2 separate regions of the Homo sapiens genome follow, and region 2 is linked to region 1. Evidence: chromatin contacts called from ENCODE Hi-C data. All regions are on one chromosome and are shown on one strand. The core of a region is the stretch at or near the end of the contact, and the rest is flanking DNA. Distances in the headings are between cores, read along the strand shown.

What was found. Hi-C counts contacts between places; a loop is a spot of excess contacts on that map. Pooled maps may share reads with other maps.
Region 2: a map of OCI-LY7 shows a loop between it and region 1 (2.9-fold over the local background). The contact joins two enhancer-like sites. A Hi-C loop is called at or near these places in 3 of 168 maps with a recorded cell type or tissue (B cell, G401 and OCI-LY7), 5 of 37 single-sample maps with no recorded cell type and 5 of 50 pooled maps.

Annotation. Positions count from the first base shown.
Region 1 is chr3:10,351,187-10,355,039 of GRCh38, forward strand. All of the region lies in intron 14 of ATP2B2 (ATPase plasma membrane Ca2+ transporting 2), which reads right to left. Among named protein-coding and RNA genes, the nearest start is that of MIR378B, 23 kb to the left of the region's middle. RefSeq lists a silencer at 1,190-1,363. Within about 2 kb of position 1,530, at least 2 of the 41 ENCODE cell types and tissues checked have a DNase peak (open chromatin) inside an H3K27ac peak, as active enhancers do.
Region 2 is chr3:10,461,538-10,465,543 of GRCh38, forward strand. The region is part of intron 1 of ATP2B2 (ATPase plasma membrane Ca2+ transporting 2); the gene reads right to left. Among named protein-coding and RNA genes, the nearest start is that of ATP2B2, 42 kb to the right of the region's middle. Within about 2 kb of position 2,579, at least 2 of the 41 ENCODE cell types and tissues checked have a DNase peak (open chromatin) inside an H3K27ac peak, as active enhancers do.

The DNA.
Region 1 (3,853 bases), core at 280-2,779:
GGGACAATCAGGCCGGATCAGAGCCAGCCAATCAGAAGGCACAAGGCTTCCCAGCCCCGCCCCACCCTACCCCAGCAGCTGGCCCTGAGCAGAGCTGAGGGTTTCCCCGAGGAAACCAGCCTGGAGCTGGGGCACCCCTTTATACACAACAGAAATCAATGGAACGAGTGATTCTTACCCGAGGGCAGTGACAAATAATAAAATAATATTTGCTGCAGAACGTCTTTCAGTGGGAGAGAACATGTCAAGGGCAGGAAATCCAGTTGTTTGGGAGGACCACAGCCTGTTAGAATCTCCAGCCTGGAAGGGCTCAGTCTGACGTTCCCTCCCTGCACACCCCACAGTGACCAGGAGCGCACTCCAGCATCCACCTGCCAAGCCACTGCTGAGGGAGTTGGAAGACTATGGATTGAGTTGTATTCCCCCCAAAAGACAGACTGGAGCCCTAAGCCCCAGTACCTGTGTATGTGACCTTGCTTAGAGATAGGGTCATTATAGTGGTAAATCCAGCTAAAATGAGCGCATCACGGTAAGCCCTAATCCAACAGGAATGGTGTCCTTATAAAGAGGAAATTTCGACACAAAGATATGCAAAGGAGATGCCATGCAGAAATCGGGGTGCTGCTTCTACACTCCAAGGAGGCCAAAGGTGGCCAGCAAGCCACTGGAAGCTGAGAGAGAGGCAGAGACAGCTCCTCCCTATCGTCACTGGAAAGAGCCAGCCCTGCTGACACCTTGGTCTCAAACAGATGTACAGCCTTCAGGACTGTGAGACAGCAAACTGCTCTTGAGCCACTCAGTTTGTGTGACTTTGATACGGCAGCCCTAGAAAACTAGTACAAAGAGTTAGAAGGTGGGGCCAAGCCTGACTGGGACAGCTCCTGCCTGGGGTCTCCTTTCTGCCTTCAGCAATGGTAAAAACAAGGAATCGGCCTTGACTATCTCGCCTGTATCCACCCCATTCACAGCACCTGCCACTCCTTCAGCCCCCACCACCATCGTCTCAAGCTGGGTCATTGCCCAGCCTGCCTCTGGGCAGGAGGGCAGGGGCCATGGGGAGGGCACTACCCTCCCTGTGTACCCTGTGCAGAGGGCACTGCCTGGCCCCTCTTTCCTTACCCTGGCCACCAGTGACCTGCCTGAGTGTCAGCCTGTGGGGCTGCTCTCTTTCAGGGGTTCCACCCTGATGCCTTCAAGAGGAAACCCGCAGTTCTGAGCGTGGCTGTCTTGTGGCGTGAGGAACGGATGCTCTAGAGGGGCAGGGTCCCAGTAAGGAGGCCTCTCTAGCTACTGGAGTTGTCTAAGAGACCGGCTCTGTGGTGGCAGGTAGTGATCTCCCCGTTGTTGAAGGGTTAGAGCAGGGCCAGCTGACCACCAGCCTCCTCTGGGGCTTACTTCCAGGGCCTGGGGAGAAGCCTTCCAGTGCCCACTCGGGGTTTGGGGGCCACGTGAGCAAGGCCCCTGCCTCGTGCCACAGCGGCTAATCACATAAGCAAACGTGACCTCATTCTTACAGGGCTGGAGGGAGTGGGAATGTGGAATGTCCAAGATCTTGTTTATATAACTTACTAACATCCTCATGATGGCTGTAAACTGGGCTGTGGCCCCCTGCTGTCTCCTGCCCCTGAGAACAGCAAAGAGCTGCTGTTTCCTGGGAACGCACACCTTATCTGGCTCCTGCCTCCAAAAGGAGGAATTTAGGTTCTTGGTTTCAAAGACGCTGGAGGACTTGGAGTTGGAAAGGGTTTTGGGTCATTGACTTTGACCCTCTGCCCATTCCCTAGATCCGTTCCCAGGTGTCCTCAACAGATGGGCTGGTCAGCCTCTGCTTGCACACCCGATGACAGGGTGCTCCCTCCCTCTAATGCCCACTGCTCCACTGTGGAACAAGTCTAGCTGATTTTTTAACACAACCTTTCTTTTTTCAGATAGCAGAGCATCACCCTGTGTCAGACCTGTACTCTGTTTGGAGGCAGGGTCTTTGGCACAGGTCTATACAAAAGACTCTGGGAACACAGAAGGGGGTTTTGTGCTGCTGAGTATAAGGGGGTTTTGTGCTGCTTCAGTGCCCTTTGTGCTACTGAAGGAGCACAGAGGGCACTGTTGCTTTAGAAGAAAGTGGGTGGGGAGGAGAAATCAAGGAGGACTTCCTGGGGGAGGGGATGTTTGAGCTGCCAACTGAGGCTCTGGTTCCTGGCATTGTGCCAGGGCTGAGGCTACACAGATGAACACAGATTAGTCCTGGCCGCAGGGAACTGTCCACTCTGCACTGGCAGAGAAGGCCTGAGGTATGAACGGGCCTGAGGGCCACGCTGCAGGTGATCTGGAGGGGCTGAGGGAAGATGTGGGGTAGGGACTGGAGACCATGAATTTGGAGAGGGGCAGAAGGTTCTGGACCAGGGATATGCTCCTTCAGGCACTGGGAACTGTGGGAAGTTCTGAGCCAGGAATGAGGTGATTGGTGCTGCGTTTTAGAAATACTCTCACTTTCAAGACTGTCTCCCAGAGCCAAAATCAGCCATCTTCTGGGCCTCTCCAAGCAAGCTGGCTTCATGAGAAAAATGAAGCTAATTTTTACGGACCCTATACTTTCTTCTGTGCAGTGGAGAGAGGGCTTGGGGACCAACGGGCTGGGCTGGGCTCTGCTCTAGGGTCTCACATGAGCCCTGGTTTCCTCATCTGTAAAATGGGTACAATAGTATCCACCCTTCAGCAAGGCTGGGAGGAACTCTATGACAGGGCACACAGAGCCCACGCACAGGATGGGCACGTGCACACCTTTTCCAATTCCCTTTTCTCTCATAAATGCAACAGGGCATTCACGAGGCCCCAGCCACTCTGCATCCCTTCCTGCCTTCTTGCCCTGCTCATTCTGTCCCCTCTGCCTGGAATGCCCTTCCTCCCTTAGCCTCTGTGTGTCAAGTCTTTCCCATCTTATAAATGAAATGCTCTCTATTCCTGAAGCCATTCCTGATTCCTGCACCCCAACAGGATGTTTTCTTAAGCTGCTCTCAGGACTTAATTTTGTTGCTCACTCATTTACTTATTGGACAAACAGCTCTGGCGCATCTAACTGCTCTGGACACTGAGGATCCGGAGATGATTACGACTCAAACCCCAGAGGCATCGATCCAGTTGAAATATGCTTCCCACATCGATAAAATTACTGTGAAATTAAAAATAAATAAATAAGTTTGGGAAAAAATGACTTCTCTCGCTAAAATTATCCTAGATATTTCTCACTGAGGGAAAGCAGCCAGGAAATGGGTGCTTCCTGTTTTCATTAAATAAAGGCTTTTAAACATCTGTTGTTTCTGGTGACAGCCGTTGTCTGTGACTCCGAGGGCTTCAAACACCCCCGGATAACCCGGCAAATCCCAGACCGCTGCTCTCCTGATGGCTTTATCAGCACTGACTTCAATCAGCCTTGGAAAATGTACCCACTGTAAGGGCTGGCAGTGGGGTGCTCTGGCAAGGGTGTCTTGATCTGTTCTACCCTTTGGGCTTCTCGTGGGAGGAAGGCAATGTGGAGATTCAACCCCTTGACAGCCAGGGAAACCGAGGGAGGTAAAGATTGTTTTCTTGCAGTTGCAAAATGAATCTTAATGTGTCTGCAGGACCCTAGAGATGGCCCGGGCTGAGGTTTTCCCTCTGGCTGAGCCTCCTAGGCTGGAGGCACCAGGAAGGGAGTTCACCTGTGAGATTTACAGAGGGTGACAAATAATTCTGCATAAAGGGACGAGTCCAGGAGGACAGAGCTCTGGGGTGCTTGACAAAAACACGGCCACCATAAGCACACACGTTCCCTGAAGGTCGCCCCTAAAATCTGGGGATAGTGGTTACCTCTGAGGTG
Region 2 (4,006 bases), core at 1,329-3,828, 110 kb after region 1:
CAGAACAGGGCTTCTCAAAGTGGTTCCCTGAGGGCTACCTATGTTGGCATCACTTGAGGGCTGGTTAAAACACAGGTCTGCAGCCCCCACCCTGCAGAGATGAATGAGCGGATGGTGGGGGCTGTGAATTTTAAATGAGCAGAACTCCTGTCCTCGTGCTTTGGGGCTCCTGTTCCTCCATCTCTAGGCTTCCTTCCTCTTGTAGCCCACACTTTCCTGGTTTTGGGTTCTAAAGTCCTGCCTTGCTTTTGTGACTCAGTCTGTGGCTCAAAATAATCTCCAACTCCCTGGCCCTAACCATCCAAATGCCACCTCCTGGTAGGCTAGGCCCTTGGGTGGCTTCTGGTGAGGACCCCCACTGGCAAACTCCAGGGCCCTTTTCAGTCTTCACGTCCCTGCCCACGGCTGATGGCACCTCCCTTCCTTCTTCCCACTCTCCTGTGCTTCTCTGACCATGTCTGCCCAGGCCTCCATGGCTTCTCTGTTTTGGGGTAACTGTAGGTTTCCCCATGGTCCTGCCCTCTTAATGCCTTGCCTCTCCCTGGGCAATGACACCCATCTGGCATCAACTTTCACCCTAACATGGGTGGTTCCCAGACCGACCTTTCCACCACGGCCTTTCTCCCAAGCTCCAGAACCGACCTTCTTGTGGTTGCCAAATGTCCCCTCCAAAGGTCCTCCAGGCCCTCAGGCTCTCCTAAGTCTCCTCATTCTTTTGTGACCCTTGTGTTACTAAGGGCATCCACAGCACTATCTGGGCCACTCTTGACTCTAATCCTTCCCTCATGTCCAGTCCGGTGACCAGACCCAGGAAGCATCAGCATAAAGGCTCAGCCTAACTCCTCTTCCTCCCCTCCCCAGGCTCCCAACTCTGGTTTAGGTTCATCCACAGCCCCTCAGCCCCCTGGCTCTCTAGCCTTACATCCTCCTTCAGTGACCACAGAGTGAAGCTGACAGTGACTGCCATTTAGAGTGGCTTCTGCATGTCAGAGGCTGTGTGAGGCTCTGCTCATACCTTATCCCTCAACAACCCCATGAGGTAGGTATTATTATGCATATTTTACAGATGAGGAGACTGAGGCTCAGAGAGGTAAAATAACATTACGCTCAAGCTCACACAGCTAATGAGGAGTGGCAGATCTGGGAGTAGAACTGGGCTTTTCTGACTCTGAAGCTGCCACATTATGCTGCCTTTTGGATTTGAGCATGGCTGTCTCTGGATTAAAAATTTTCACTGGCTACCAGTGCCTATTTAAGAAAACATATTCGTGACTACAGCTTCCCACATCCCACCTGATTGGCTCTGAGCTGGCCTCTCTGGGGTCTGAGCTGGCCTCCTTGGGGTCCGAGTTGGCCTCTCTGGGGTCTTGTCTAAGTTAACACCCAGTGTTGGGTCCCACTGAGGGACCTTATGGTCCTTGCCATTTTCTGAACAACTAATGCAAGTTCCTGCCTTCCAACTTTTGCATATATGTTCCTTGGATCCAGAATGGTCTACCACCTGCTTTTCCATTAATCCAAACCTCACTCTCCAAGATCTAGTCCTCATGCCAACTTCTCTGTGAAGTTCTCTCCAATTCCTCTGCTCCAAATTCCAACTCTCTTCCCTCTGCCAGCCCGTCGCGTGTGGCTCACTCCTTAAATCCATACTTTGACCCTCCACCCACTGCCTTGGGGTGGGTTTTGCCAGCTTGCCTCCCCAACTAGGCCCTGAGCTCCCCAGGAACAGGGCCTCTCCAGTCCCCAGCACAGAACAGGCCTCCACCAGGTCTGGTTCCATGACCGAGAAAGCAGTTGGACTATGGAATGACATGGGAAGCGAGGAATATTAGGGTGACACCTGCCTTTCAAAGCAGAAACTGGCCAACCAGATGGTAGGAATAACTTATGCCAAATGCATTCTTGCTGAGGGCCGGACACGTGCCACACTTTATAGGCATCAAACCAGCAAATCCACATATGAACCCCAGGAAGGAGCTTCTATTGGTATCCCCTTTCACAGATGAGCAAATGGAGGCTTTGCAAGGTTAAAGAGATTGCGCGGGGTCACGTAATTGTTGGATTGGAGCCCAGGCAGGCTGCTTTCAGAGCCCCTGCTCTGGATCACAGTGTTACACAGTGGCCCCTCAGGCAGTGGAACACACTGCAGCATGTGGGTCAGGAGTGGGGAGATGTCCTAGTCCTCTGGGCTACTCTGGCCAGGCCGGTGTCTTCTGCCACACCCAGTGCTGGGTCCCACTGAGGATCCTTATGGTCCAGCCTTTGTACTTTTCTCCTTTGCCTATTCTCCATTCGTCCCTGAAACCTGGAGGTCAGGGCCAGGACACTCTGATCTGCCAGGAGGCAGCCCTTGGGCCCAGTCCCAGGGACCAGGTGGGGTGTGGGGGGGCACATGCCGCTGCCTACCTCAAACTCATCCTCTGCGTCCGCTCTCCTGGCCCCAGAGCTGCCCCACTGGCAGCCCCAAGCCCCAGACCCCAGACCCCAGACCCTGGAACCCCATGCCCTGTGCGCATGCTGATTAGTGACCATCCTGGCTGAAGTGTGACCATGGGGGGGCCTGACTAGCTCTGTAGCTCTTCCCCTGACTTGGCATGTCTGTCCCTGGCCACTGCGGAGACGAACAGAATCCACCCGGCACCTTGAACAGATGGTGCCACTTCTAAAAATAATGCCGCACCACACTCCCCAGCGCAGCCGAGTCCTCGCGACAGAAGGGGGTGCGGGTGGGGGTGGGGGCTGCTAGCTGTGCTCACCAGCCATCTGCGCGGGGACAGATGCGAATGCAGCCTCCCAGGGGACACAGGCCCAGGGGACCCTAGCCTTGATGAAGCTGCACAGAGCCAAGGGTTTGATGCTGAGGCTCCAAGCCCCCCAAATAAAAGCAAGCCAGGACACGGCAGGGTATAGCTTGGCTCCCTCCATTCCCACAGTCTATGGCCCCCACAGCAGCCCTAGCTCCACACCATAGCATGACCAAGATTGCTATCTGGAATGCCCTCTCCTCTCTTCTCTGCCTGTTACCACCTTATCCATCTCAGGGTCCCTAGATCTGCAACCCCCAGTGCAGTCTCCTCCTGGGAACTTCCTCCATCCCCAGAAGCCTCTACCTTCCATGGAAACCACTTAAGTCGTTCTCTGGCCTTAGTTGTCACTTCTCTGAAATGGAGACAATCACAGCCCCTCCCTCCCAGGGTTGTTGGGAGGAAAATGTGAGTTAATGCAGGGCACAGGGCTCAGCCCAGAGCCTAGCCAGCGAGAGAAACTAGAAACTGGGATGACAGTGATTTCTAGATGGGGAAATGGAGGCCCTCAGGTGGAAGGCTCTGGTGCAAGGCCATGGAGCAGGTGCTGGCAGAGCTGGGCTCAGGCCCAAGGCCAGTCAGAGGACTCACCTTCCTAAGCCTGCCACCCACCTCTACCCCAGGGATGGATGCTCCAGGAATGTGTCCCACCTTCATCCTTGGGCCAAATTTTCCCTGAGTGCCAGGCCCTTCTCCAATCTTGGGCTGCTCTGGGGAGGCCTAAGGGATACCTTGAAGATACCCTGTCCTCATGACTTGCCAAGAACCAGCCCCAAGCCTCCTCTCCCCTGAGCCCTGGTGTGACTCCTTCAGCTTCTCAAGTAGGTTCAAGTCCTGCCCAGATCCCTCAGCCAGAACGTTTAAGAGTTCAAGTGCCAAAGTGCTTTCAAGGCTCCAGGAGACCCCAAACCTCAGACTCTGGAGGTATTCATGTCCAGCAGCCTCTCCTTGTCCCCAGCAATCAGCAATGGCCCTGCCAAGCTCTGCTCCCTTCTGCTTTCTCAGCCTTGCAGTTGCCTTCTTTCTCTGAAGCCCTGGGTCTGATGACAGGCAACTTGGCAGAGAAAGAGTGGGAGGTGCTGTTTGCTTCCCTCTTTCCCAGTGGGGCACAGCCCCAGCTCCTCCAGTACCATCCTTCTGCATTTCAAAATTCTCCTGAATCCCAGGCCTCATGTCATGCTGCCTCTAGGATCTGTCCTCTG